2 separate regions of the Homo sapiens genome follow, and region 1 is linked to region 2. Evidence: read pairs that join two places in POLR2A ChIA-PET (ENCODE). Cell type or tissue: B cell. All regions are shown on one strand. Each heading gives the region's core, and the rest is flanking DNA. Links, peaks and the distances in the headings are about the cores only. Region 1 overlaps ATP2B4 (ATPase plasma membrane Ca2+ transporting 4). Region 2 overlaps ZBED6 (zinc finger BED-type containing 6).

Region 1 (15,174 bases), core at 3,626-11,625, 130 kb after region 2:
AAAAAAAAAAAAAAGAAACAAAAGAAGAAGAAAGAAAGAAAAGAAAAAGGAGAAAAGAATAATCTTTAGAGAATAGCACACTTTCTAAACATCATCTCTGGGAAAGATACAGTTCTTCATGGCCTGCCCTCCTTTCAGTGCTTCAGATGCCATACCTTTCCCACCAGACAAAAATATACCAGCTGGGCCTCCAGAAATGTGCCTTCTCTAGAAGCTGGGAAAACAATATTTTGAAACACTAGCCACCTTCCTCCAACTCCCCACCCCTGATATGGCCTTTACCTTCCACAGGGGAGGTTTTCAGTCTACTGCAGAGATTCTGTACACCTCCATAGTGGACATTAATCTGGGTCAGTGCATCCCTTGAACGCAGCTCCATGAGCTTCCTCAGTTCCATTACTGTGCAGCCAAAGTCCCCTTCACGGCTCTCGGCCATCGAGTTGGCAGGCAAGACACGGTCTGATGGGTTCGTCATTTTGCCTGCTGTTACCAAGCCCCTCAACCAGAGAAGATGTAGCGTTTCCCTTCAACTGACCAGTGTCTCCTGCCTCCCTGTCTCAACTTCTTCCTACTTCTTGCTTCTCTGGGGGCCCAGTGAGGGAATAGATTGAATATATCTTGTGCAATAAGCTCCCGAGTAGCCGTCCGAAGTCTAGATCCTTTCTTCCGTATGAAGTCTGGCAGCGAGAGGAGGAAGAGGATGGGGGAACTGAGTGGAAGGTGGACTCCGTGTCACGATGATTGGTGTCCCCAGGTGGTGATGATAGTAGTTGTCCAGGGTAGGTAGGTTCCTAGCTTAGACCAACTTGCCCAGATGAAGGTGTAAACAGGATGTGCATGTTACCATGGCAGCAACCTTAGCAACAACCAGCAACTGTAGTAGTAGACGTCAGGAGGAGGAAGAGGAGAGCTTCCTGGATACCGATGACAACTGGATCTCTGGAATAAAGGTTCAAAGATAGACAAAAAGAAACCATTAGAGCAGCCATAAGTATCCAGCATCTGCAAGGGCAAGAGGTACCCAGTCTAAGCACAAGGGTTTAAGTGACAGTTGAGATCTGAGCTGAACTGATAGCTAGGCCTGAGCTTAGAGAGCTGACTCAAGAGAGGCCCGTTCCTTCCTGGGAGGCCCCTGCAGCCTGTAAACTCCAATGTAGAGGAGTAATTTCAATACCCGAGTCTTCACGTCTCACCTCTCCCAACCAAGCAACATAAAACCCACAGCTTCAGAAACTTGGAAATAAATGGTTACGACCTCTGATGGCTCTAATGTTTTCCCTGTCTATTTGAGGGACCTGTGACAGGATCCTTTAGTCTGACCTTATCTATAAAAGATGAGAAGAGGTCAGAAAAAGGAGTTCAGATCTAAGTGATCTGAAGGGTGGCCTGTCAGTCTGCCTTCCTCTCCCACAACCCACACTCTTCCCACTCCCAACACACACATTTACACACAAGGAAGACAACTTGATAGAAGATGTCAAAATCTTCCAAAGCCCCTTAGAGTACTCAGCCTCCAGGTGTATGGAAATGACAACTTGATAGAAGATGTCAAAATCCTCCAAAGCCCGTTAGAGTACTCAGCCTCCAGGTGTACGGAAATTCTGCAGCCCGTGCAGGTGTCAACCTGGCCGGCACCAAGTTTTGTTCTGAGGCTAAGCTCCACCCTCCTCCAAGAGGCTTTTGGGGAGAAGAGGAGAGTAAAATGCTTTGGCAGTTGGTGACGCAGGGTGAACTTTTTTTTTTTTCTAGTAAAGGGGACAGAAGGACCTCTGAGGAGGAAAGATAGGGAGTTTGAAGCCTGAGCATTAAAGTTTCTCTGGAGTGGGAGCGGTAAGATACCTCTCAATTCAGATAGAGGATAGGGCCACAGCAAGGTTAGCAAGGGAGACAAGCTAGCCTGTGAGTGAGCACCAGAGTCTCACATCAGCTCAATAAAGGCACCAGAGAGAGGCCAGCATTTCTCCCCTCAGAAAGATGCATTACCTCTCACGCATGCTAACTAGGGGGTGTGGTGTAGGTGACAAAACGGAGGGCTGAAGGTGGGAAGAGAACTTATCCTGAGGCCCCTTCTCAGTTTCAGAGTGGGGCCGCTGTGTGTCATGCCACTGACAGGTGTCACTGCCACACATCAGCCTTTTAAATGTGAAGGGACTCTTAGCACAGCACCAGAACATGGGACCCCAGCCCCGGTTACGTAGTCCCCACTGACGACTTCAGTTACCAGGGGGTGGCAAGGAGCTCTGGCCAACCTCTCTGTAATAAATAGATGCCACACTTACTTCTAGAAGGTGAACAAAGAAGCACAAGAACCATCAGATAAGGGACTTGATTCTTTTATCAATGATCTCCTCCAAAGTCACATGTAGCCAAAGTCTTTGCCGATTCCTGACAATCCTCTTCCCAGAAGCTTCCACAGGGATGCAGGTTGATTTATACTCCTCCCTCTCCCAATTTGCCCTTTGCGTCCTCCTCGCCACATAGATTTTTAGCACTACTCTGACTTACAAAGAGTTAAGAAAGCAGGGCTCTATTTGTTTTTAAAATATCGTACTCCCTTCTTATCTGGGAAACAAGAAGATCCACAAAGAACCTGAGGCAATGTGTCAAACTCCCTTCATTCAGACTGGTATAGGCACAGGCAGGACCACAGAGTTTTCACCCCAGTTCAGCTTCTCCTCCAAGCCTGGAAGAAGTGGGAAGGGCTAAAGTAGCAAGAAACCCAACTTGACCCTTAAGTAGAACTCCTTAACCTTTCAAGAGGATGTTGGGAACAATGCTGATAGAGTGTTGAACTAGGAATCAGAGGATTTTACCTTTTCTGTCTTCACCCACTACAATGTTTGCTTCATGAAGACAGGGATGTTACTTAGCCTTCTCAGGACTCAGTTCCTTCCACCTTTAGTTGGGTAGAGAATGGGCCCTGTCTTTTCGCACCACCCTAAGAAAGTGATAAAGGAATGGAATTATAGAAATAGTGCTTGGAAATCTTAGATGAAAGGTATCCAGTGTCTGGAATAGGACACTTAAGTGATGGGAGAAAGCCTAATTTGATCTTTTTTTTCTTTTTTTTTTGAGACGGAGTCTCACTCTGTCGCCCAGGCTGGAGTGCAGTGGCGCGATCTCAGCTCACGGCAAGCTCCACCTCCCGGGTTCACGCCATTCTCCTGCCTCAGCCTCCCGAGTGGCTGGGACCACAGGCGCCCACCACCACACCCGGCTAATTTTTTGTATTTTTAGTGGAGACGGGGTTTCACCGTGTTAGCCAGGATGGTCTTGGTCTCCTGACCTCGTGATCCGCACGCCTCGGCCTCCCAAAGTGCTGGGATTCAGGCATGAGCCACCGCGCCCAGCCGCCTAATTTGATCTTAATGAACTTTTGTTATTAAGCCCTTTAAGTAGAAGAAGAACAATAAGCTCCATGTGCCCTTCCATCTTTCCTTGCCAGGGAACCCCCACCCCACCAAAAGAATGGAAAATTCTAAGGCAGCTTCATTAACAATAACCATTAGCTAGGTTATAACCATTAGCAATAACCACCAGCATATAGGGTCTTGGGTCTCTTGAGAATTAGAAAAGACAGTCTGAGTCAGAATTCCTTCCTTTTTTTTTTTTTTTTTTTTGAGAAAGAGTCTCACTCTGTCACCCAGGCCGGAATGCAGTCGTGCGATCTTGGCTCACTGCAACCTCCGCCTCCCAGGTTCAAGTGATTCTCCCGCCTCAGCTTCCTGAGTAACTGGGATCATAGGCACCTGCCACCATGCCCAGCTAATATTTTGTGTTTTTTTTGTTTGTTTGTTTTTGAGATGGAGCCTCGCTCTGTTGCCAGGCTGGAGTGCAGTGGCGCAATCTCAGCTCATTGCAACCTCTGCCTCCTGGGTTCAAGTGATTCTCCTGCCTCAGTCTCCCAAGTAGCTGAGACTACAGTCGCATGCCACCATGCCCAGCTAATTTTTGTATTTTAGTAGAGATGGGATTTCACCATGTTGGCCAGGATGGTCTCGATCTCTTGACCTTGTGATCCACCCCCCTCGGCCTCCCAAAGTGCTAGGATTAGAGGCGTGAACTACTGCGCCTGGCAGAATTCCTTCCTTACTTTGAACCTCTTTTCACAGTACCAAAGCGGAGAGATTCTTCCACTTCCATAGGCAACTGATGGAAAAGGTCGCATAAGATTAGAACACATGGGGCTGAAGAACACATGTGGAAAAGAATGAAAAGATTTGTTTGCCTCAGGCTTATCTAGAGAAACACAGAGTAGGTCAAGCGCTAAGCTGCTGGCACAAAGTCAAAAGGGCAGTGCAGAGTTGGGGCCTGAGGTTTAAGGTGGGATCGCTATAATACTAGGAAACATATCATGACGTCCCCACTTCTGTCTGAGTTTTGAACTCTCCGGAGTATGAGTTCTCTGCAACTGCTGAGCTTGCCTGGCCCCTAATCTGATTAGGCAACTGCCAAAGAATAATCTGAAGGTGCTCACACCACCTCAGCATCAAATGAACTGCTCAGACACCTGAAAGGTACTACCTCTTTTCAGGTAAGGGTTAGTCATTCGGCTTGGGGCATTCTCGGTAAGGTATGTGCTCCCTCCTCTTTTCTAATATTTTGCAAGCCTAAGAGATGATAGGATAGAAGAGCTAACTCTCTCATCTCTTCCTCCTAGGGCAAGAAATCATAATGCTTTACATGATCATTAAGACATTTTACTTTTTTCCTCCTAAATTCCTATAACATCTGTTCTATAATTTGTAGATGACGTGTGAAAGCATTGGTCATATCAATTCTAGTTAGGACAGCTGTGACCCCCACCTTACAGATGAAGATACAAAGGTACAGGGAGATAAAAAAGTGGTTTGGTCTTAGCAAGTCAGTGGTCTTGACTGCCTGGTGCTCTTTTTGTTACACTTTGCTCCTTCTCTTGAGCCTAAACCTCCTCATTTTCTGGCAAGCTTCTAAGAGGCCCTTTAAAAGGCAGGCATCTGCCAGGTGCCGTGGCTCCTGCCTGTAATCCCAGCACTTTGGAAGGCTGAGGCGGGAGAATCGCTTGAACTCAGGAGTTCGATACCAGCCTAGGTAACACGGTGAAACCCTGTCTCTACAAAAAATACAAAAATTAGCTGGGCATGATGGCGCACACCTGTGGTCCTAGCAAGTTGGGAGGCTGAGGTGGGAGGGTCATTTGAGCCTGGGAGGTGGAAGCTGCAGTGTGCAGTGAGCTGTGTTCATATCACTTAGTTTCAGCCTGGGCAAACCAAGTGGGACCCTGACTTCAAAAAAAAAAAAAAAAAAAAGCCTCTAGAAATGAGGAGCTGCCAGAGACAAGAACCTAAGTCACCAAAGTGTAAACACTAGTCAGACACACTTTCCTCCAATTTTGTCCAAGGAATCTTTTACTTTTAGCTTTCCCAGGCTGCTAAAGAAGAAATACATCCCCAAACTATGAGGAAAAAGAGTGATACCTTGTATAGGTTATAGAGTAGGGTATATTTGAAAATATGAAAGGAACTCACCCCCTGAGTCTCCCCGCTACTAAATGCTCCTATTGAATGTGATGTGATGCATAAAAATGGGAGAAAGGAAACAGGAGGGGCCCGGGGCTAGGGCTTCAGGCTGCTGCAGCACTGCAGACAGACCTGCCTGGAATAATAAGAGGCTCTGGTCAACTCTGGCTTCTGGGCTACAGGCAGGGGCTGCTCAGTGGAGCAGACACTTCCCTGCCCTGCCCTACTCTGTCCTTCCCCGATGGGCTGAGAGCCTCTGCTCAGGAGCAAGCCGGTAGCACTTGGAGATACTCTGGCAGGGGTGCCAGCATCACTGCCAGGCAGGACTTGATGAGTGAGGAAGGGAAGACCTCTGGAGAGGGGAAGCAGCCTGGTCCCACTTTAGAATGCACCCAGCTACAATATAAAACCTGCTTCAGGGCCGGGTGCGGTGGCTCATGCTTGTAATCCCAGCACTTTGGGAGGCCGAGGTGGGCGGATCACCTGAGGTCAGGAGTTTGAGACTAGCCTGGCCAACAAGGTGAAACCCTGTCTCTACTAAAAACAGAAAAAATTAGCTGGGCATGGTGGTGAATGCCTGTAATCCCAACTACTTGGGAGGCTGAGACAGGAGAATCACTTGAACCTGGGAGGCAGAGGCTACAGTGAGCCAAGATCGTGCCACTGCACTCCCGCCTGGGTGACAGCGAGACTCTGCTTCAGAAACAAACAAACAAAACCTGCTTTAGGAGTCCCTCAGAAAACCCGTAGTCTTTTTTCTGACCTAGAGTCAGTCTCCCTCATTCCAAGCGAGGCTCTACTTCTCCCTATACTCAGGAACAGGGATGTGGGATTGGGAGAGGTGGGAAGGTTGGGAAAAAAATATTTGTTGAGCACCTACCATGTGCTAGGAGTCATACTAGGTACTTCATATGAAAATTAGAAATTATGTACATACCCCTATGTATTATGTAGTGCCTGGCATAGTGGCTGGTCCACACACTGTAGCTATTATCATTCTTACATACACTGTTTCATTGAATTCTCACCAACAACCCTATAAGAAGGACCTCTCCTTCTTATAGCAGGGAAATATAGATTCAGAGAGCCAGATTTGTGCCCTAATCTGAATTCAAAGCCAACTTGCCTCAAGTGCAAGAACAATGATATAAAAAAAATGTAAACAAACTATGAGCTTACTTCCTAAACCTTGATGAGAAGGCTCACATAAACCCATCTGTCCCTTGTTCCTGACTCCTAAAGGCACTGAAATAGGTCAGGGAAATATCTACCTCTTGTAAACTTTCTGGGAAGGCATAGGGATAGACTCAAAGCTTTTTGGGAGCAGACACCCTCCCTTCCCCCTTGTCCTCCCCTCCCCTCACCCCACCCCCACCCCAAGCCAGAAAGCACTGGGCTCTAGATTGCTGTGAGTCCAAGCATATCCAATTCCTGCCTGGAGAGCCCAGTGGTGGGGATGAGGGCTTCCTCCACTCAGTCGTCTCATGCTCTTGGCCTTGCTCCCCCTGGTGATCTGGGAGAAGCACAGAGGGAGAACCTGCTCTGCATTCTCTCTCTTGTTTCCAGCAGGGCTGTTTCCTGTGCACCACCTTGGGGGGTTTAAGCTCTACTCCTTCTCTCTGGCACTCTTACGCTTCCAAAGGACAGTGCCCTATCAAGAAAGCTGGCAAGAACCTGACCATGGTAGGCTGCCTAGCCTAAAACATCCCTGGCTAGCCCTTCTCTCCGGAGGTGTGAATCTCAGGCAGAGGCTGTTCTGCCCGCCTCCTTATCACAGGCTCCTTATTTCCATGACCCAGATTCTAGTTCACCCTGGCCACTTCCAATCCCTCAGGTCTGGCAGCCATCCTCATCACAATCCCGGGTTCTTCCTCCCCTCCCCATGTCTGCCCTGCCCTAATTGCTCCTTAAATGCCAACTGGTTTGCAGAAGCAGACTAGAGCACATGCCCTCCTTCAGCCTACTGAGGCCCTTTGGAGGCATGGGAACAAGGTCAGAGGCAGCAGGTGTTGGCTAAAGTTCAGGTGGCGGGTGGGACCACTTGTCATCATCATCCGACAGCCACACCCAAGCCAGGAAGCCAGGTGAGGGCGGGCACACCAAGCCAGGCCTCTGGCCTCACCATGGGATAGTATACCATGGCCTGGTCAGGGAATCTGATGCTAATTTTCAGCTAGCCCCTAGAACTTAGCCTCCTGGGGGTGGGGTACTCCCTTCCTGAAGTTCTGGGTTCTGGTTCATGTCTCCTTTGCTCTTCCCTCTCCCCCCTATAGTCCTTCCAGGTTGCTAGTCTCTGCTTCCAGTCATCTCAGGACAGCCCCCTTTCCCAGAGACCCAAGGAAAGCCCACATCCTTTTAGTTTTTGAGAAAACAGACTTGAGAGGATGTCACTCGCAGGCTCAGTTCTCTCTTTCTGAAGATAGAACGCCACTTCCTGGTTAGGAGGTGGTATCCACGGGCCTCCCTCACTTACTTCCCCCTCTCCAAGTCTGCTACTCTGACAGCACCTTCTTCAATTCCACCAAAAAAGGTAGTACTAGAGTCAAAGCATCTAATCGGAGAAAACGTGTCACTCGTAGCCCCTGGGTCTCAGGAATCCAGAATTCATCCCTCCTCCCCAGAATCACTTGGTGCTTTTTGGTCAAACTACATCTATGCATGCTGTGGACCCAGTCATCTAGTCCTGGCTACATCTTCCAAAGAAATCCTCATCCAGGGCCTGGAGGGGGCATGTGCAAGGATGTTCACTGGAACATTATCTGTGGTGATCTGAGATCCAAAAAATAAAAATAAAATACCTCTCAGTCTTGGAGTGGCTGTGTTGTCTAGGATATGCTGTGCAGTGATAATGGTGGCAAAACTTACCAGTTCTGGTCAGATGCCTTCAGAAGGCAGGGAGAAGGTAGGACCCATAGATGACAAAAGCTTTCTCCAAACAGCGATACCAAGAATTGACCCAAGGTTGACAGCCTGATCCTGATCACCTGGTCTGCTAAGATCCAACCCATGTCACAGGTTTTAAGAACCACCAAGATGAAGACAGAAAGCTCCAGGGCATGGGTAGGGAAACAGTGTGGTGGGAGGAAGCAGGAATGTGCCTGGGAGGGCACGGCTGTCCCCCTGACCCCTGGCCACTGGCTCCATCTTGAAATGGCATCAGTATTATTAAGATGAGGCCAGGCGCAGTGGCTCATGCCTGTAATCCCAGCACTTTGGGAGGCCAAGGTGGGCAGATCACCTGAGGTCAGGAGTTTGAGACCAGCCTGGCCAACATGGCGAAACCCCGTCTCTACTAAAAATATAAAAATTCCATCCTGGCTAACATGGTGAAACCCCGTCTCTACTAAAAATACAAAAAATTAGCCAGGTGTGGTGGCACGTGCCTGTAGTCCCAGCTACTCAGGAGGCTGAGGCAGAAGAGTTGCTTGAACCCGGGAGATGGAGGTTGCAGTGAGCCAAGACTGTGCCATTGCACTCCAGCCTGGGAGACACAGTGAGACCCCATCTCAGAAAAAAAAAAAAAAAAAAAAAAAAAAAAAAAAAAAGCCAGGTGTGGTGTTGCACGCCTGTGATCCCAGCTGCACAGAAGGCTGAGACAGGAGAATCACTTGAACCTTGGAGGCAGAGGTTGCAGTGAGCTGAGATCGTGCCACTGCATTCCAGCCTGGGTAACAGAGTAAAACTCCATCTCAAAAAAAATTATCAAGATGAGAAAGGGCAGTCCCTTAGGCCCAGAGCCTTGGGAAAGCCAACCTCTTTCAAATTGTGTGAGTCACACTGGCCTGGGTCACCTCTGTGTCCTCCAGTGACTCAGAGGATGTATGGGGTGGAGGTAGGGGTGTTCACAGCAAGCTAGAGCTCAAAAAAATGTAGAGGATGAAACAGCAGCGCTCACCATTTCCTTCAGTTGTTTAAGGAGGACAAGAGCCACCTTCAGGTGGAAGTGACAATGCCATCTGGAAGGTCTGTTTAACAAAAGGGGTACTGGCAGCCTCTCCTGACCCCGTTCACTCAGGATAAGGGTTAGCAACGATAACTGCTACTCACTCCTCAGAGCTGCGGCAGGAAGCTTCTAGGCCACAGACAGGACGCAGCCCTCCGGCAGCAGCATTCAAGTATTTCGTATATGCACTCTCTTGGACTACACAGACTGTCTTTCTTGGGGCTGCTGTGGCTTTCCATATTTTGGTTTCAAGGGAACAAAGGGGCTTTTTAGCAGCTGGATCGGATCCTAGGTTATTTTTAGAAACGAATTTCAGCAGAATCATGTCATGCTTATGGAGAGGGGTCATCTCCCTGGGCTACCGGGTCGGGACCTGGTTGTTCCCAGGCCTCAGGATCTGGTGGAGTCCTCAGGACAAGGGGGAAGAAGTTGCCTGGCCACAGACTGAGGAGGCCACATCTCATCCACCAAAAGGGAGCACCAGGGGCAGCTGCTCTGTCCCCAGACGCTCAGCAGGAGAGGACTTAAAACAACATTCCTGTGTGGCCCAGATACTAGTCAGCATGTCCCATACTGGTCATCAGGCCTGGCTGCTCCCATTCCCTTTCTCCACTCTGACAGTCTCACCTGTACAGAGTACAGAGAACCTCCCATCCCCGCTTTACCTATTCCAGCCTTCTCTGGGCTTATTTCCTGGAAGTCACAGGCAAATCAGCGAGGGCTCCATGCTGAAAAGACAGTGCTTATTAAAAAAGGTGGCCAGGAATGATCGCTAATAACCTGCCACCCCTCTGCGCCTGTTTTATTCTTCCTTGTTCACATATTGCACAGACAGGATCCATTCAGTCAGCCTAGGCCTTTGGAAAGCGAACTGATCATGCTTCCTTGCACTTGAGTAATGTTTTAGAGCTGTGGTTCTCAAACCCAGAGTGAGCACTAGGATCCTCTGGAGAACTGGGGCAAACCTATTGGGCCCCTCCCTGCCAACTCCTGAGTTTCTGGTGCACAAGAACGGAGGTGGGGCCTGGGAAGGTGCACTCCTAACAAGTTCCTTAACAGGGTGAGCTGATGCATCTGGTCTGGGGACCACACTTTGAAAATGTTGCGAGGTTCCAAAGCATTCCCATGAACCCCTTCAGCTCCAGGCTGACATGGGAAGGCACAGGAAGATCTTGCCATGTGTCTCCTTCACTCTTCCCTCTCCCTCTGCTAGTCCTTCCAGGTTGCTGATCTCTGCTTCCATTTATCTCTGGGCAGCCCCCTTTCCCAGACAGAGCCCTGAAAAAGCCCACATTTTTTTAGTCTTTGAGAAAACAGACTTGAGAGGATGTCACTCAACAGGCTACAACAGAAGCCAAGGTCTATTCGAAAAGTTAAAACAAGCCACCTCGTGAGGTTCAGAGGGACACCCAGGCCCCTTTCAGGTTCCAGTGGAGCAAATCCCCTCCCAGCCCTGTCTTCTATCTCCACAGGAGATGAGCGATGCTGGGGCCCATACACAGATGAGGGGAAAACAAAAACAAAAGACATTCGCTGCTCACTTTGGCTCCCAAAACATTACTGCCCCTGGTTGCCTCTGGAACCCAGGCTGCCGTTCCCCTGCCATCCCCCACGGTTCCAGAAGAAGCACCAGGCTCACCGCCTCCATAACACCTCTCAGGGAGCGCCTGCCCACTGCTCCGAGGCCAGGGCGGCCAGCAGCAGCTGCTGGTTTCCAGGCCAGTTGACAAGCTGTTATAAACAGTCGCTTTAGGTTGCTATGGCAAAGCGAGTGTGCAGCCCAGCGACGGTAAAGCTATTTATGTGCCTGTAATGACAGAGTGGTCTGTTTTTTATTATTTTACTTTTAAAGTTTTCTTTTCCCAACCCCCTAAATCAGCTTTAAAAAAAAAAAAAAAAAAAAAAAAAAAAAAAAGAGCCACCGCAACTTACTCAGGAACAAAAACAGGATAGCCAGAAAATAGAGCCTATGACTTGAGCCAGGAAGGGGAAGATGGAAGCAAGGAGTGTGGGTGAGCTCCTTTCCAAAAGGGAAGGTGCGGCCTCTGGCCATGCAGGCCTCTAATCACTTAGGAACCAAAGCCCTGCCTCTGGCTCAGCTCCTCAAGGAGAAACGCCAAACCCCAGGGTCTTCTCACCTCCCTGCACTTATATTACGGATAAGAGACAAAGCCACTTTGTCTTCTTGCTCTAACAGCAGCACTCCTCCCTCCCCCCAGCCCCCACCAGCTGCCACTATCAAGGGAGGAAGACATGGAGGATTCACCAGGTGTCGTGGGAGGAGAGCTTCGAAGCCCCCATCCCCTCTGTGGGTAGCAGTGCCACCCAGGCAAGGAGCCTGCTCACTCTAGCTGGAGGGTTGCAGAGAACAACCTCTAGAGGTACCTCTGAGGAGACACGTGTTTCCTCCACTTCTACAGAGAACTTTCATCCAATCCTTTCTCCTTAGCTTTGGGGTGAAGGGCTACTTCTGCATAGCAAGACCCAAGATTTTAGTCAAGGTGGTGAGGACCCTTAGTCAGCATCACAGAGTCAGCATGCAAGGTTCAGATGCTGATGGATGAGTAACAGTGCAGCTGATTCCTCCCTAGACACATATGTCTCGGGCACCAGAGACGTGGGAAAGGTTTTTGGCCGAGGGGTTAGGGAGTGATCAGAGGTCAGTCTGCATCTATTCGATGGAAGTACTATGGCCCTCTGCCTTGACTCCCTCAACCAAAAATAAAATAGCAAAGAAGAAGAGAAATAAGGGCCATAGGTGGTTCAAGATGGGCAGGAGAGGCAGGTGCGGTGGCTCACGCCTATAATCGTGCTCTTTGGGAGGCTGAGGAGGGAGGATTGCTTGAACTCAGGAGTTTGAGATCAGCCTTGGCAACATAGTGAGACTTATTTTTTTTATCTAAACAAAATAAAGAAAAAAAATGAAGGTCAAGAAAGTGGGAGTCACAAGTCAATGTGGTAATTAATCACAGGCATGCACACACTCACATACACACAACTGAGCTGAAAGCGTGAACTGACTAATAAATATGCTATAGGTCGTCAATCACTAAACAACATGTGAGTAAGAGAAAGAGTCACCTTTCAGAAACAGCTAGTTGGAATATAAAGATGCTGCAGGAATTTATCAACCCCTTCTCCCCACCTTATTCCAGCTTCTTTTGGATTGGTATACACTTATTAGGAGATTAAAAACCTCTTACTGCCAACAGACACATTAACCAGATAAAAATAAAGTTAGGGCAGTGTTAAAAACAGCAAATTGCATAGACTGTTCCATTTCCTCCCATCTCATATGATAACTGAATGTCTCCCAGATGCCACCATGGCTCAGAAAGGATATAGATGAGAACACTCCCCACGGGGAGGAGAGAGGGCAGGAGAAGGGGGAAGACACTGATGCTCCCATCAGGGAAGCACCCTTCTGGTGCCCCAGGAGAGGTTAAAGTCCTAACTGACAGCCCTGGTTAGCTCATAAGCTCTTGTTGGAGAAATCAGAACTTGGGATAAAAATCAGTCTTGGCAGAACCTTGAGGTCAGAAGAGCAGAGCAGGCATCACTTCTAAACCTGTCAAACCAACTATCATCAGCATCCTAGTTCCTATAGGGTGGGAAGGGAGAAGGGAGAGGTGAGGAAAGAGTCCACAGATGAAAAAGGTATAGTCCTGGACTGTTGGGTGTAGGCTGATGGAAAAGTACTAACTATGAATTAAGGTTCCAGATAAGCTGTGCTTCTCTTCCTAGGTTAAGAGTATGAACTCGGCCGGGCGCAGTGGCTCACGCCTGTAATCCCAACACTGTGGGAGGCCAAGGCAGGTGGGTCACCTGAGGTCAGGAGTTAGAGACCAGTCTGGCCAACATGGCGAAACCCCGTCTCTACCAAAAATACAAAAATTAGCCACCTGTGGTGGCACACACCTGTAATCCCAGCTACTTGGGAGGCTGAGTCAGGAGAATCACTTGAACCGGGAAGATGGAGGTTGCAGTGAGCTGAGATCGTGCCACTGCACTCCAAGCCTGGGTGACACAGTGAGACTCAATTAAAAAAAAAAAAGATAAAATAAAAAAGAGTATGAACTCAAGCCGAGTGGCCATTACTTGGGAATACATAAAAAGACAAAGAGAGATGCAGACATATTTCAGTGTCCCAAGGTAGAGTGAGCTTCCAAAACTCATGGACTAGAAAGAACATCTATTCCAAAGGGCTCGCATCCACAGTGATGGACACAGGGCTCATTGTTGAAAGAGACAAAGGGCAGGCAAAGAGGTGACTCAGCCCCAGCTGGTCATTGTTGATGGAAGTCTCTCAGGGGAGAGAAAGTGGAGAGTATTGTGTATTTTTCTTCCAAGTGAGCAGAAAGGTTGTGTCATCACCTCTCTATCCCAACCTCAGCTCCAGAGCCTGGCCTAACCTGTGCAATTAATGAATGAGCCACCTCTCTCTGTTCCATCCAGTGTGCTTCTGTTTCCAAGGGAAGGAAAAGTATGAAAGTCCCAGAAAGGGGCCAGGAACGGTGGCTCACGCCTGTAATCCCAGCGCTTTGGGAGGCTGAGGTGGGCAGATCACCTGAGGTCGGGAGTTCGAGACCAGCCTGACCAATATGGAGAAACTCCGTCTCTACTAAATATACAAAAATTAGCAGGGGGTGGTGGCACGTGCCTGTAATCCCAGGTACACGGGAGGCTGAGGTAGGAGAATCGCTTGAACCTGAGAGGCAGAGGTTGTGGTAAGCCGAGATCACGCCATCGCACTCCAGCCTGGGCAACAAGAGCCAGACTCCATCTCAAAAAACAGACAAACGAACAAACAACAACCAAAAAAAGTCCTGGAAAGGGATCCAGTCTCCAGAGACAATCAGTAAGACCCAGGCACCACTCCTTCAGCACTTGCTCCATCTGCCCACATTCTTTGCACCTTAAAATTGGCAGACTGAATGAATGGTTGATGGCACATCTCCCTTGATCTGCAGGACACAGTCACAGAGGTTTTGGTGCAGATAGAAGGGGAATGAGCCATCACTGAAGGAATCCATCTACTCTCTAGGGAGAGGCAAAGGTGAACACAACCCAGTTGATTCTAAACTCCTATACATACCACTTTAAACACCACTTCAACCTCCAAGGCAAAACCTGGAAGAATGGTGGGATGGTGGTCGGAGGTTTGTAGGAAGTGAAAAAATAAGATATTTTCTAGATTATTTTATTTCTAAAGCCCTAAGCTACCAAGATCATAAGAAGAATACCTAGCACCAAACTATTTCCACCTCCCCATTTTTCTCTATACCTCATTCCCAAACTTCTGACTTTATTATCCCATACTTATGTGTATCCCTTCCCCTACCTCCTTCTCCCCAATCTATCTGTCTATTTCAATCTCTCAATCTCTCTCATTCTCTTTTCCCACATCTCCAGGGACAGCCTAATTGGATTGATCCTTGCCTGGATAATTTCTGAAACCAATCAGTCCTGTCCTAGTCCACAGTGGCTCACACAGTGGAAGGAGCAGGAATGTGCTGAAAAGCAAGTCAGGCACTTGTGGGGCTGCCACAGCCAGCACCAACCCAGGACCCATCTGTGTCACTGGGGTCACGGATGATGGGTCAAAGGCATGTGGGACCAGATTCCATGAGCCAATCTGCATTCTCCCCAGTCCATCTGGAGCTTGCTTGTCTAAGTCAAATATTTATGTGGGAACTAACTACATTGGAGGTAGAGATAAACAGTTAACACTGA
Region 2 (15,174 bases), core at 2,938-10,937:
CCTGGACAACATGGCGAAACCCCATCTCTACTAAAAATACAAAAATTACCCAGGTGTGGTGGCACACACCTGTAGTCCCAGCTACTCAGGAGCCTAAGGTAGGGAAACTTCTTGAACCCGGGAGGTGGAGGTTGCAGTGAGCCGAGATCATGCACTGCACTCCATCCTGGACAACAGAGTGAGACTCTATCTCAAAAATAAACAAATGATTTAAAAAAATTACGGTATATTCATGTAATGTGACAATATACAGCCATTAGAGTTTCATACCAGAAAGTGAATGCTGCTGTAAAAAACCAAAAACAAAAAAATCTAAAAATATGTAAGCAGCTTTGTTATTGGGTCATAGGTGGAGGCTGGAAGACTTTTGAGGTACTTGATAGAAAAGGCCTAGAAGAAACTGCTGCTAAAGCATATGAACGTTAAAGGTACTTAAGGTACTTATGGTGAGGTTTCAGTCAGAAATTAGGATCGTGTTATTGGAAACTGGAGGAAAGGTTATTCTTTTTTTTTTCTTTGAGATGGAGTCTTGCTCTGTCACCCAGGCTGGAATGCAATGGTGCCATCTTGGCTCACTGCAACCTCTGCCTCCCAGGTTCAAGCAATTCTCCCGCCTCAGTCTCCCAAGTAGCTGGAATTACAGGCTTGCACCACCACATATGGCTAATTTTTGTATTTTTAGTAGAGACAGGGTTTCGCCATGTTGGCCAGGCTGGTCTTGAACTTCTGACCTCAGATGATCCTCCCACCTCAGCCTCCCAAAGTGCTGGGATTACAGGTGTGAGCCAGCGCCTGGCCGGAAAGGTTATTCCTGTTAAAAAGTGGCAGAGAACTTAGAATTGGGTTGTGTTGGGCAGAAGGCAGAACCTGGAAGCAATGAACTTGGGTTTTAGCTGAGGAGATTTCTAAGCAAAGTGTGGAAGGAACAGCCTGGGCTTTTCCTGCTGCTTACAGTGAAATGCAAGGAGAGAGACATATTGAGGCAAGAACTATGAAGCAAAAAGGAATAAAGAATCTGAACTTGAAAATTTAGAAAATTCTCACTCTATCCATATTGCAAAAAAAAAAAACAAGAATGTATGCTCTGTAGAGAAAAGGGTATGGGTGGGCAACAGTTTGTTGGAGATTAGGTGTGTGACTAGATTCAGGCAACCATCTTAGCAAAAAATGTTGCCAGCTTAAAATGAAAGAGACAGACATGTACAGAGGGAATGTGATGAGAAGACACACAAGGAGAAGATGACCATGTGGCTGGAGTGATGCATCTACAAACCAAGGAATGCCAAGGATTGCCAACAAACACCAGAAGCCAGAATGGGTAAGGATCATTCCTCTACAGGCTTCAGAGGGAGAATGGCCCTGCTGAAAACATTTTAGACATCTCACCTTCAGAATTGTGAGACAACAAACTTCTGTAGCTACCCAGTTTGTGATACTTTGTTATGGAAGTCCTAGGAACTAATACAGATAACAAGCATAGTCAAATGACCTTTGACAAAGGGGAAAAGGATAGTCTTTTCAACATATGTTACTGGAACAAATGGATATCCACATATAAAAAAATAATTTTAGACACAGACTTTATACTTTTCACAAAAAATAACATGGATAACAACTTAAATACAAAAGAAAACCAATAAATTGGTTTTCAATAAAAACCATTAAAATTTAGCCAGGCATGGTGGTGAATGCCTGTGATCCCAGCTACTGAGGAGGCTGAGGCAAGAGAATTGCTTGAACCTGGGAGGCGGAGGTTGCAGTGAGCTGAGATCACACCACTGCACTCCAGCCTAGGCAACAAGAGCAAAACTCCATCCAAAAAAAAACAAAAAACAAAAAACAAAAAAACATTAAATTGGAGTTCATTAAAATTAAAAAGGTCTGCTCTGTGAAAGCTCTGTTAAGAAGCTTAAGAAAGAATGAAAAAGCCACAGGCTGGGAGAAAATATTTGCAAAACATAACTGATAAGGTCTGATATACAAAATATATAACTCTTGAAACTCAAAAATAAGAAAACAACTCCCCAATTCAAAAAGGCAAAAGATCTGAACAGGTACCTCACCAAAGAAGGTATACAGATGGAAAATAAGCATTTGAAATCTTGCCCAACATCATGCATCATTAGGGATTGCAAATTCCTTTTCTAATGGCTAAAATCCATTTGGGCACAGTGGCTCACACTTGTAATCCCAGCACTTTGGGAGGCCGAGGCAGGTGGGTCATCTGAGGTCAGGAGTTCAAGACGAGCTTGGCAAACATGGTGAGACCCCATCTCTACTAAAAATACAAAAATTAGCTGGCCGTGGTAGCACACACCTGTAATCCCAGCTACTCAGGAGGCAAAAACAGGAGAATCGTTTGAACCTAGGAGGCAGAGGCTGCAGTGAGCCGAGATCATGCCACTATACTCCAGCCTGGGCAACAGAGTGAGACTCCGTCTCAAAAAAAAAAAAAAAAAAAAATTTAGAATGGCTAAAATCCAAAATACTGAAAGCACTAAATGCTGGTGAGGATGGGAAGCAACAAGACAGAAGTCTGAAAAAAACACAAAACATGGAATAGTATGCATCCAATAAAAAGGAACAAAATCATGTCCTTTGCAGGGACATGAATGGAGCCAGAGGCTATTATCCTTAGCAAACTAATGCAGAAACAGGAAACCAAATACAGCATGTTCTCACTTATAAGTGGGAGCTAAATGCTGAGAACACTTGGACACATAGAGGGGAACAACAAACACTGGAGCCTATCAGAAGGTAGAAGGTGGGAGGAGGGAGAGGATCAGGAAAAACAACTAATAGATACTAGGCTTAATACCTGGGTGATGAAATAATCTGTACAACAAACCCCCACGACACACATTTACCTGTGTAACAAACCTGCACATCCTGCACATGTACCCCTGAATTTAAAATGAAAGTTAAGGCCCAGTGTGGTGACTCATACATGTAATCCCAGCACTTTGGGAGGCCGAGGTGGGTGGATCACTTGAGGTCAGTAGTTCAAGACCAGCCTGGCCAACATGGTGAAACCTCGTCTCTATCAAAAAATATAAAAATTAGCCAAGCATGGTGGCACACATCTATAGTCCCAGCTACTCAGGAGGCTGAGGTGTGAGAATCACTTGAACACAGGAGGTGGAGGTTGCAGTGAACCAAGATCACACTACTGCACTCCAGCCTGGGTGACAGTGAGACCTGTCTAAAAAAAAAAAAAAAGAAAAAGACAAAGCTATCTGAATACTTTTCAGACATATATGCAACAAAGGAAAAAGTTTAATAATAAAAAAAGTCATTTGAGGTCAAGAGTTCAAGACCAGCCTGGCCAACATGGCAAAATCCCATCTCTACTGAAAATACAAAAAATTAGCCAGGCGTGGTAGCCCACAACTGTAGTCTCAGCTACTCGGGAGGCTAATGTACAAGAATCGCTTGAATCCAGGGGGCAGAGGTTGCAGTGAGCCACAATCTTGCCACTGCACTCCAGACTAGGCAACAGAGCAAGATTCTGCCTCCAGAAAAAAAAAGTTTTTAAGGGGAATAAAAGGCTTAGAGGTCAATCTCACTCACAAAATCAATATTCCAAAGAACATATTTGAAACTGTTACCGGTTTTAGAAAGACCAGCAACAAAGTAATTGAAACAATGAAATGGTAGCTATGAAATGCAAAGACACAGCAGAATTTACAATTTTTTGGCAACTAATTTTATTTATTTATTTATCTGGAGACGGAGTTTCGAGTTTTGCTCTTGTTGCCCAGGCTGAAGTGCAATGGCACGACCTCAGCTGACTGCAACCTCCACCTCCTGGGTTCAAGTGAGTCGCCTGCCTCAGCCTCCCAAGTAGCTGGAATTACAGGTGCCCACCACCACACTTGGCTTTTTTTTTTTTTTTTTTGTGACAGAGTTTCACTCTTCTACCCAGGCTGCTGGAGTGCAGTGGCGCAATCTCGGCTCATTGCAACCTCCACCTTCTGGTTTCAAGCGATTCTCTTGCCTCAGCCTCCCAAGTAACTGGGATTACAGGCGCCTACCACCATACCCTGCTAATTTTTTTTTTTTTTTGTATTTTTAGTAGAGATGGAGTTTCACCATAGTGGCCAGGCTGGTGTGAAACTCCTGACCTCAGGTCATCTGCCCGCCTCAACCTCTCAAAGTGCTGGGATTACAGGCGTGAGCGTCTGGCCCACAACTAATTTTCAAATCATTTTCTGCAAAGAGCCCTCAAAGTTGGGCAGAGTGTGGAGAAATGGAATCCTGAGTAGATAACACTCCCTTACTAATGTTTCAACAGAAAAAACTCCTTCGTCAGATCTAAGAGCTGGCCGGGCGCGGTGGCTCACGCCTGTATTCCCAGCATTTTGGGAGTCCGAGGCGGGTGGATCACGAGGTCAGGAGATCGAGACCATCCTGGCTGACACTGTGAAACCCCATCTCTACTAAAAATACAAAAAATTAGCTGGGCGTGGTGGTGGGCGCCTGTGGTCCCAGCTACTCTGGAGGCTGAGGCAGGAGAATGGTGTGAACCCCAGAGGTGCAGGTTGCAGTGAGCTGAGATCGCGCCACTGCACTCTAGCCTGGGCGACAGAGTGAGACTCTGTCTCAAAAAAAAAAAAAACCTAACAGCTACAATGTAAAACAAGAAAAAGGAAATAAGAGATAAAGAAAAAAAGAAAAGTTTCTTTATATATCATCTTTATACACTAAGCTTCTGTAACTTTCACTAGGATAAAAACAAATATAATTGCCATTCAAGAAAACGGCAAGGCCAGGTGCAGTGGCTCATGCCTATAATCCTAACACTTTGAGAGACCAAGGCAAGAGGATCACTTGAGACCAGGAGTTCAAGAACAGCCTGGGCAACAGACAGACCTCATCTCTTAAAAAAAAAACAAAAAACAAAAACAAAAAAAACACCACTCCAGCTTTTAAATGATGCTCCAATGACTTTATAATCAATACTATCCCATGCAAAAACACAAAACAAAGATGCACATCCATAAATTTCTTAAGTTTAAAAGGAAAAAAAAAGTATCTAGGTTGCCAAGAAAAACCCAGTTACTTTTTTTTGTTTAGTTTTGTTATTTTTGAGAGAGTCTCGCTCTGTTGCCCAAACCTGGAGTGCAGTTGCGTGATCTTGACTTACTGCAACCTCCACCTCCTGGGTTCAAGCAATTCTCCTGCCTCACCCTCCCGAGTAGCTGGAATTACAGGCGCCTGCCACCATGCCTGGCTAATTTTTGTATTTTTAGTAGAGACGGGGTTTCACCATGTTGGCCAGATTGGTCTCGAACTCCTGACCTCAAGTGATCTGCCCATCTCAGCCTCACAAAGTGCTAGGATTACAGCCGTGAGCCACCGCACCCGGTTAACCTGGTTACTTTTCAACAGAAAATAACCGTTTGAAAATATGAAGCCAAGAAAAATAATGGGACCTTTCTCAACCCACTCTCTAGAAGTTAATGTAGGAAAAAGGACATATTATTTTAAAATCTTCATGCTCTCAGCAAGTTTTAAAGGATATAGCATTGCTACAAATGAACATACCACTATGAAAAAAGAGTGGGGCTGGGTGCGGTGGCTCAGGCCTGTAATCCCAGCAACCTGGGATTTCGGAGATGGGCGGATCACGAGGTCAGGAGTTTGAGACCAGCCTGGCCAATATGGTGAAACACCGCCTCTACTAAAAATATAAAAAATTAGCCGGGCACGGTAGTGTGCGCCTGTTGTCCCAGTTACTCGGGAGGCTGAGGCAGAAGAATCGCTTGAACCCTGGAGGCGGAGGTTGCAGTGAGCCAAGATCATGCCACTGCACTCCAGCCTGGGAGACAAAGCAAGACTCCATCTCAAAAAAAAAAAAAAAAAAAAACAGTGAGAAGAAAACAAAGCTTCAAAAATAATAAGAAAACTCAGGCTGGGTGTGGTGGCTCATGCCTGTAATCCTAGCACTTTGGGAGGCCGAGACAGGTGGATCACCTGAGGTCAGGAGTTCGAGACCAGCTTGACCAACATGGTGAAATCCTGTCTCTACTAAAAATACAAAATTAGCTGGGCGTGGTGGCGAATGCCTGTAATCCCAGCTACTTGGGAGGCTGAGGCAGGAGAATCACCTGAACCCGGGAGGTGGAGGTTGCAGTGAGCCAAGATTGTGCCATTGCACTCCATCCTGGGCAACAACAGAAAAACGCCTTCTCAAGAAAATAAATATATAAAATAATGATAATAATGAAGAAAAAAAAGAAGAAGATGGCGATGACGACGACGAAGATGAAGACTCTAATTTCCAGCCCCTACCTTCAAAAATAGATTTCAGTAGAGGAAAGAACAGAATAAACACTGATGAAAAACATAATAACTGAATTACAAGAGATTACTGACACGACATCTCCACGAATCCAAACCAAAAATGCCAACATATGTCACTAAGAGGGAAATTGTATATGAAATGAAAATAATTCCAGAAAACTCAATTTCTATAAATAGAAATCCTAAAAAGGAATGGAATTTGTAGAGATTATGAAAGAAACAATATAAGAACATTTCCTTAAATTTGATGGACTTGAGTCTTTACATTAAAGGGGATCATCAAATGCCAGGCAGAACTTTTCTTTAAAGACATCTCTGCTATACACAGACATGGTAAAATTTTTGAATTCCAATGGTAAAGACAAAATCATACAAACTTTCAGGAAAAATCAGATTGACAACAAAGGAAAGAAAATCAGACTTGACATTATTAGACTTCTCATCTGAATCTCTAAATGCCAAAAGACAAAATGCTATTCATCCAGAATGTAAAGGAGATTATGACCTTTAAGTTTAGAATTTCAAACTACATTTCACAAATAGCTCAGAACTTAGAAGTTTTTAGATACAAAAATTCTCAAAAAGTATATCACCTATGTACTTATACTTTTGAAAAATACTCAAGAAAATATTCTAACTTAAGAAAAAGAACTTACAAAAAAGTACTCAATAAAAGTAGAAAAAAAACAAAACAGGCCAGGCATGGTGGCTCACATCCGTAATGCCAGCACTTTGAGAGGCCGAGACAGGAGGACTGCTTGAACCCAGGAGTTCAAGACCAGCCTGGGCAACATAATGAGACCTAGTTTCTACACTAAATTAAAAAATTAGCCAGGTATGGTGGCACATGTCTTTACTCCCAGCTACTTGGGACGCTGAGGCAGAAGGATTGCTTGAGCCCAAGAGGTCGAGGCTGCAGTGAGCCGTGACTGCCCCACTGCACTCTGGTCTGCGCAACAGAGCAAGACCCTCTCTCAAAAAATAAATAAATAAGCCTGGGCAACATAGTGAGACCATGTCTCTCTCCCAAAAGAAAAAAAAATTTAGCTGGGCATGGTCCATACATCTGTGGTCCTAGCTACTTGGGAGGCTGAGCTGGAAGGATCACTTGAGCCCAGGAGTTTGAGACTGCAGTGAGCTATGATCACATCACTGCACTCCAGCCTGGGAGGCAGAGCGAGACTCTATCTCTAAAAAACCAACAAAAAAAAAACAGTAAGACAAAACAAAACTTTGTGTCACATATATTACAAACCCAAAAAACAGTCATAATATTTTTACCAATAGCCAGGCATAGTGAGTCACATTTGTAATCCCAGCTACTCAGGGGGCTGACGCTGGAGGAAGCCTTGAGCCCAGGAGTTTGAGGTTGCACTGAGCTATGATCACATCACTGTATTCCAACCTGGGCAAAAGAGCAAGACACTGTCTCTAAATAAATAAATAAAAATTTTAAAAATGTTTAAAACAGCTGCTTTGGACATCTGATTTATGACACAGATAAAAAATCCTAAATAAAGCATTAGCAAATTGAACCAGCTGTATATTAAAATAGTAACATGGTCAGGAATGGTAGCTCATGCCTGTAATCCCGGAGCTTTGGGAGGATTACTGACTTGAGGCTAGGAGTTTGAGACCAGCCTGGGCAACACAATGAGACCCCATCTCTAAATAAAAATTGAAATAAAATAAATAACACTACATAATCAAAAAGGTTTATTCTGGGACTAGGAATGGGTTAACATTAGGAAACTCATTATATTTACTAGAGTAAAAGGGGTAAAAAACAAAAAAAATCCTGTAGTAATTTTTGAAAGACTTCAAAAAAGAAAAAATGGTTAAAAAGTGAAGAAAAGTACTTGAAGTAGTCTTTATCAAGTAAAATAGCAAAAAAAAAAAAAAAAAGGAACCTGAGGTGCAATATCCACTCAACAAAAACTTGGTAAATTGTAAGGTACTTCCTAGCATAAATGCACATAATCACCAGAAATCATCAGCATATGCAATATGGTAAAACACTAGAGGTAAACTAACTCAAGATAAGCGAAAAAAGGACACCCATTCAACAGTCTTCACCATCTTTCAACACTGTTCCAGATGTTCTAGTATATGCATTAAGAAAAAAAGGTGTTAGGCCGGGCACGGTGGCTCATGCCTATAATCCCAGCACTTTGGGAGGCCTAGGTGGGCTGATCACTTGAGTCCAGGAGCTCAAGACCAGCCTGGCCAACATGGTGAAACCTAATCTCTATTAAAAAATACAAAAATTAGCCGGGCATGATGGCAGATGCCTATAATCCCAGCTACTCAGCAGGCTGAGGCAGGAGAATCGCTTGAACCCGGAAGGCAGAGGCTGCAGTGAGCCAAGATTATGCCACTTGAACTCCAGCCTAGTGACAGAGCGAGACTCCGTCTCAAAAAAAAAAAGGAAAAAGAAAAAAAGGTGTATGGGTTCCTTTACAGCCACTCAAGATAAACTGATTCTTCAGGAAAGTGAAATTAAGGCTCCGCTGCCCAGCCTGAATGACTGCATTGGCATGGTGGACAGCAGGGCAGAATCCACTGACAAGATTTCTAGATTGGATGCTGAGCTAGTGAAGTATAAGGACCAGATCAAGATGAGAGGGGGTCCTACAAAGAATATGATTACGCAGAAAGCCTTGCGAGTTTTAAAACAAAAGCGGATGTATGAGCAGCAGCAGGACAATCGCACCCAAGAGTCATTCAACATGAAACAAGTTAATTACACCATCCAGTCATTGAAGGATACCAAGACCACGGTTGATGCTATGAAACTGGGAGCAAAGGAAATGAAGGTAGACAAGCAAGTGAAAACTGACCAGATTGAGAATTTACAAGACCAGCTAGTGGACATGATGGAAGATGCAAATGAAATCCAAGAAGCACTGAGTCGCAGTTATGGCGGCCCAGAATTAGATGAAGACAACCTAGAAGCAGAGTTGGATACACTGGGTGATGAGCTTGTGGCTGACCAAGAGTTCTATTTAGATGAGCCAGCATCTGCACCTGCAATTCCAGAAGGTGTTCCCACTGTCACAAAAACAAGGATGGAGTTCTGGTGGATGAATTTGGATTGCCACAGATCCCTGCTTCATACATTTGCATTTAAGTACATCATGTAAAACATATTATGGGACTATGAAATACTGATCTTTCCAAATTTACCGTAACAGATACGTTTCTGTCCTTTCTTTGAAGGAAAGTTTAATTACATTGCTCTTCTATTTTTTTCCTTTGAGACTCATTGCTTGGGAAATGCTTTCTTTGTACTAAAACTTGATTCTGGCAGGGCGCGGTGGCTCACACCTGTAATCCCAGCACTTTGAAAGGCTGAGGCAGGCAGATCACAAGGTCAGAAGTTCGAGACCAGCCTGGCCAACATGGTGAAACCCCATCTCTACTAAAAATACAAAAAATTAGCCGGGTGTGGTGGCGGGCGCCTGTAGTCCTACTCTCGGGAGACTGAAGCAGGAGAATTGCTTGAACCCAGGAGGCGGAGGTCCAGTGAGCCAAGATCACCCCACAGCCTGGGCGACAGAGCAAGACTCTGTCTCAAAAAAAAAAAAAAAAATCACTACTGTATCAGAAGTGGGTATTTTGATTCTGTGGTTTCCTTAATACTACATCTTGAAATCAATAATGAATATTTCTTGATATTTGATGAATAGGACATTTATTTACTCAATTTTTTCAAAAGGAAAAAAAGGCATAAATTACAAACATATATTAAAAAGACGAGACAGGCCGGGCACAATAGCTCACGCCTGTAATCCCAGCACTTTAGGAGGCCGAGTTGGGCAGATCACCTGAGGTCAGGAGTTTGAGACCAGCCTGGCCAATATGATGAAACCCCATCTCTACTAAAAATACAAAAATCAGCCGGGCATGGTGGCATGCGCCTGTAATCTCAGCTACTTGGGAGGCTGAGACAGAAGAATCACTTGAACCTGGAAGGCAGAGGTTGCAATGAGCCAAGACAGCACCATTGCACTCCAGCCTAGGCAACGAGAGCAATACTCCATATCAAAAAAAAAAAAAAAGATGAGGCAAAAAAGAAAAAAATCCAGAACCTGCAGATTACATGCTTGCAAACTAGAAAATCTATCAACTAAAACAAATTGAAAATAATAAAAATGTAAGATCTACAAGAAGCAGTAAATTTCCTTCATACCAGCAATAATCATTCAGATGATGGCAGAGTACCACTCACAGTAAAAAGATATACAGGAAGAGACCATTCACAATAAAAAGATATACAGGAAGGGCCGGGCGTGGTGGCTCATGCTTGTAATCCTAGCACTTTGGGAGGCCGAGGCGGGCGGATCACGAGGTCAGGAGATGGAGACCATCCTGTCTAACACGGTGAAACCCCGTCTCTACTAAAAATACAAAAAAGTTAGCCAGGCGAGGTGGCGGGTGCCTGTAGTCCCAGCTACTCGGGAGGCTGAGGCAGGAGAATGGCGTGAACCCGGGAGGCGGAGTTTGCAGTGAATCGAGATCACGCCACTGCACTCCAGCCTGGGCGACAGAGCGAGACTCTGTCTCAAAAAAAAAAAAAAAAACACATATACAGGAAGAAAATGAAGAAGTATGCAAGACCCACATTAAATTAAAAACAAAACCAAAACACTATGAAACTACTAAGGCACAGAAGACCTGGATAATGAATAAATAGAGGATTAAAGAAATTACTTCTCCCCAAAAAATAATGCACACATCGAATGTAATTCAAGTCAAAATCCCAATTAGAGTTTATTACTGGAACTTGATTATAAAATCATCTAGAATCATTATTTAAAAAGGAATGGGAGGCCAGGCATGGTGGCTCACACCTGTAATCCCAACACTGGTTGGCCAAGGCAGGAAGACTGCTTGAACCCAGGAGTTTGAGAACAGCCTGGGCAACACAGAGCAACTCCATCTCTACAAAAGGTTTTAAAAAGTAGCCAGGTACAGTGGGGCACACCTGTAGTTCCAGCTACTCAGGAGGCTTCGGCAATAGGATCTCTTAAGCCCAGGGGTTTGACGTTGCAGTGAGCTATGATCATGCCACTGCACTCCAGCCTCAGTGACAGAGCACAAGACCCTGTTTCAAAACGAAACAAAATAACCCAGTGCTTTTCTCCAAGGAGATGGAATTACAGGAAGATTTCACTTTGGCTATGCTGTTTTTACCTTTTTTACAATGTACATATATTATCAAAACAAAGAAAGAAAAACTATGGGCCAGAGGCGGTGGCTCATGCCTGTAATCCCAGCACTTTGGGAGGCTGAGGCTGGTGGATCACCTGAGGTCAGGAATTCCAGACCAGCCTGGCCAAGATGGTGAAACTTCATCTCCACTAATAATACAAAAATTATCCGGTGTAGTGGTGCACATCTGTAATCCCAGCTACCCAGGAGGCTGAGGCAGGAGAACTGCTTGAACCTGGGAGGAGGAGGTTGCAGTGAGCCAAGATGGCACCATTGCACTCCAGCCTAGGGGACAAGAGTAAAACTCCGTCTCCAAAAAAGAAAAAAAGAAAAGAAAGAAAAAAATATGTTTCCATCCCAAAACTAAAAATTTGTAAACAATTATGTACAAGCAAAAATGTCTGAACAATGGCCTTTTAATTTCTTACTGATCCATGAAAATTATGCCTTAAATGACAAGAATGTTCACTCCTTTCATGCGAAAAATGCCTGCTTCCCCACTTACATTAGCTGGTTGCTCTGAACAGGAACATCTGTGTCTTCACTGAGTTCCAATCTATTACGCCTGTAGGTCGAACCAACACTCAATCCATGAATTAATAATAATGAGGCAGAAAAAAATTTCCTCCTCACATTGCCAAGAAAACCTCTCAGCCACAATTCAAACACAGCATGTGTTTTTAAAACATCTCCCAACTACTGGGAGATTAAGTCCATTCAAATAACCTTTGTCAGACTGGAGACAGCTAGGGTTAGTTATCTCCTCAAAAACAAAACAAAACAAAACAAAAAAAAAACAAAAAAAAAGAGTTCATTTAAAGATGAACTTGAGAGTTAAAGGATCATGAAAAAAAACTCCATCTTCCATAGCTGAACAATATAATTTAAAAAAAAAACAAAAAAACATCAGTTTTTCAGTAAGATCCAATTTCTGGTCTTCAAGATTTCTTCACCTATTAAGAAAAAAACAGAAACCTTCCCCCATCTTTATTATCTGTATAATAAAAGCATACTTGTATGTAAAAATATAGTGTTTTATGTATATAATATACATACAGATATATACTAACTGGCTTATACACACACACATATACACAAAAATGTATAGAAATATAACATTTGGATAAGTTTCCCCTTTTAAAATGCACTATAAAAGACTTTAGATTTGGGTTCATTATAAAAATAAAGAACTTACTCTTATACCAAAGTATCATGAAGTTATTGTTACACTAAATTTTGCCCAGCCCACAAAATAAAGACGAAGGTAAATCCTTACACATATATCATTATGTATAATATGGATGTATGTATATATATCCATCATCGTCATCAGGGAGTGTTTAACCAAAAAAGATAGAAACGTATGGTAATAGAGTAACTACAGAGTGGTGCAGCAAGCTGTAGAAGGCAGAGCAGCATTATAGCCATTCTAAACTGGCACTGTCAAAACACAGAAAGCTTTATCTAAGGGAAAATTTATTTCTTATTTTGTATCAACACCAGTATCACTGGTTTGCCATTAAATAGTGGCCCTGGAAAGGCTTGCTTACGCAGCCTAGGTCCAAATTCTTTACTACTAATGGCTACAGCTAAAGACTTTGTAAGTATACATTTACTCCAGTTAGTAAAAGGGTAAACTTTTGGAGTTGAGATTTCATTTCACAATGGCATATTTACCATTTAAGAATTTAAAAAAAAAAAAAATCAAAACCAAAAAAAACCCGATTTTGATACATAGAAATGAGTTCTAAACTTTGAAACCAGCCCAGTAACAAAGCAATTTTGATTCTTATGTAATAAATACTACATAATTTCTAGGCTAAATCTTGCCAAATACTATCCAAGACAAAACTAAAATCAAAACTTAAAAAAAAGTGGACACCTTTTACTCACACTTAATACTAGTCAATTTTCCAGGAATTTTTTGGGCAGGGAATATCCCCAAATCTAAAATGAAAAAAAGGAAAAATTGGGATCTCACATTAGTTATTCAGTCTGAAACTTTTAATAGACTTTTACTAAAAGTCATCATTTTCTGGCCTCCTACTCAATCTCAGAAACATACTTTCAGAGTAGAAAGGGATCTTAAAATGAGATCAATTCACTCATTTCACCAATGATTCCTAACACATAAAAATACCGACTGCTTAGTTTTCATTAAGAATTCAGTGGCCAAAACAACCGCACAGTTAATACAGTATAATGGGTCATTAAGTATGTTTTTAAAAAGATTACCTAAAATTACAGAAACAATCTTTGGGAAATGTCTACTGGGTTTTTCCAAGCATGTTCAAAGGGCTCTCATTACAATTCCCATTCAACCTTTTCCAATTCTTGCAAACATTTTAGTCTGTTTTTACCCATAAATTATTTGAAAGTACCTACACAATCTATTTTTATAATATTTTATAAAGGTTAAAACAGGCATTTCAAAGACTAAAAGTATATTTTCCTAATTGTTTTCTAATATTTCCCTTTTATATAAGATCCAATTCTAAAGGGTAACACTATCACACTCAACAATTTGAAATTATAAAGCTGACCAGTATGAGGAGGCAATTAGAAATTTCCAAATATAAAACAATTTCACGGGTTTTCTTTTTGCCAAGTTGTAATTAAGCATCAGGGTTTTTAAGGAAACAGAAAAACAGGGGCAGGAGGAATGCCAGCCAGTGTACTTTTTTCTCATTTCGTTGATTTCAGAGCAATAAAATTTCCCATGGTGGGGGAAGTTTTACTTAAAACCAATTACTAGTTCAATCTACCAGGAAGAAAGCCTAAGGCCTTTCAATGCTGCACTATATTTTTTTTAATTAAAAATATCTTCTCTCTCATTGGTATAAGCAAAATTTTCAAGTGCTAGCGCCACAGTTATAGCTATGAAATCTTTAATCTTCATTTTATCAAAATTATATTGCCTCTGAGGAATTTTCAGCCCTTGTGTGATTTCAGGTTTCCCCAGATGTGTTTATAAAGATAATGATTATATTTAACAACTACAGCTATTAAGATACAGTAACACAGCAAAAAGTTGCCCATTTTAAATGGAGAAAAAGAAATTAAGGCAGTATTTCTTTTTCACTGCTTTGAACAACTTCATTCTGCTCAGGATCCCAGCTCAGAACCAACGTAGAATAATCGTAGTTAACATTTTTCAAGTTCATTTTCAGAAACATCAGTTGTTCTATATTGTCAAAGTCCAGGCTCATGATCTGTTTTGGATGAAAGTGGCTATTTTTAGTAAAGATACATTCAGATTGCCAACTACACATGGGGCAACTTAGATACTGGATGGCAACCTGGGTCAAAGCCGGCCATATGCTTATCTTCCTCTGCCAGTAAATTAAAGGGTCATCACCTCCTGAGAACTCTGAATACTTCTCTTTGAAGTACTCATCCACAACTGCTACAGCAGAAGGGAACATGAAGCTTTTGCTTCCAAGGGCAACATTGTCTACAGCTGAGCTATCAACAGAACCTGAACTGGAGGTGCCTTCTTTTAGAGATGAGGTAAATGAATCAGCTCCCACTGTAACTGAGGGACAAGAAGCTTCTGAAGTTGGAATTTGGCAGATCTCTGGTGAAGATTCCATATAATTACAGACCTCTTCTGCAAGGAACTGCTTATAAGTTTCTAAATCAGCACCTTGAGGA

What was found. Peaks named below come from ENCODE experiments on the same cell type or tissue, not always from the same donor. Only the 100,000 strongest peaks of a DNase experiment are listed, where the experiment ranks them.
Region 1: POLR2A ChIA-PET joins it to region 2 with 8 read pairs; 3 of 35 experiments call an interaction of 5 or more read pairs at or near these places.

What each region holds. Positions count from the first base shown.
Region 1 is chr1:203,668,507-203,683,680 of GRCh38, reverse strand. ATP2B4 (ATPase plasma membrane Ca2+ transporting 4) reads right to left here. Exons shown (of 21, transcript NM_001684.5): 2 at 283-939. The coding sequence starts at 475. Among named protein-coding and RNA genes, the nearest start is that of ATP2B4, 49 kb to the right of the region's middle. In B cell, for the core only: no CTCF peak of the experiment used is centred there; a DNase peak (open chromatin) is centred at 9,470; H3K27ac peaks cover 511 bases.
Region 2 is chr1:203,799,868-203,815,041 of GRCh38, reverse strand. ZBED6 (zinc finger BED-type containing 6) reads right to left here. Exons shown (of 17, transcript NM_001395895.1): 1 at 12,026-15,174. The coding sequence ends at 14,580. ZC3H11A (zinc finger CCCH-type containing 11A) reads right to left here. Exons shown (of 18, transcript NM_001376342.1): 2 at 12,026-13,467. It overlaps LOC128031836, which reads right to left and starts at 12,948. Exons shown (of 1, transcript NM_001414738.1): 1 at 12,850-12,948. The coding sequence starts at 12,948. The coding sequence ends at 12,850. It also overlaps the pseudogene LOC100420338. RefSeq lists an enhancer at 11,316-11,817. In B cell, for the core only: no CTCF peak of the experiment used is centred there; no DNase peak of the experiment used is centred there; H3K27ac peaks cover 872 bases.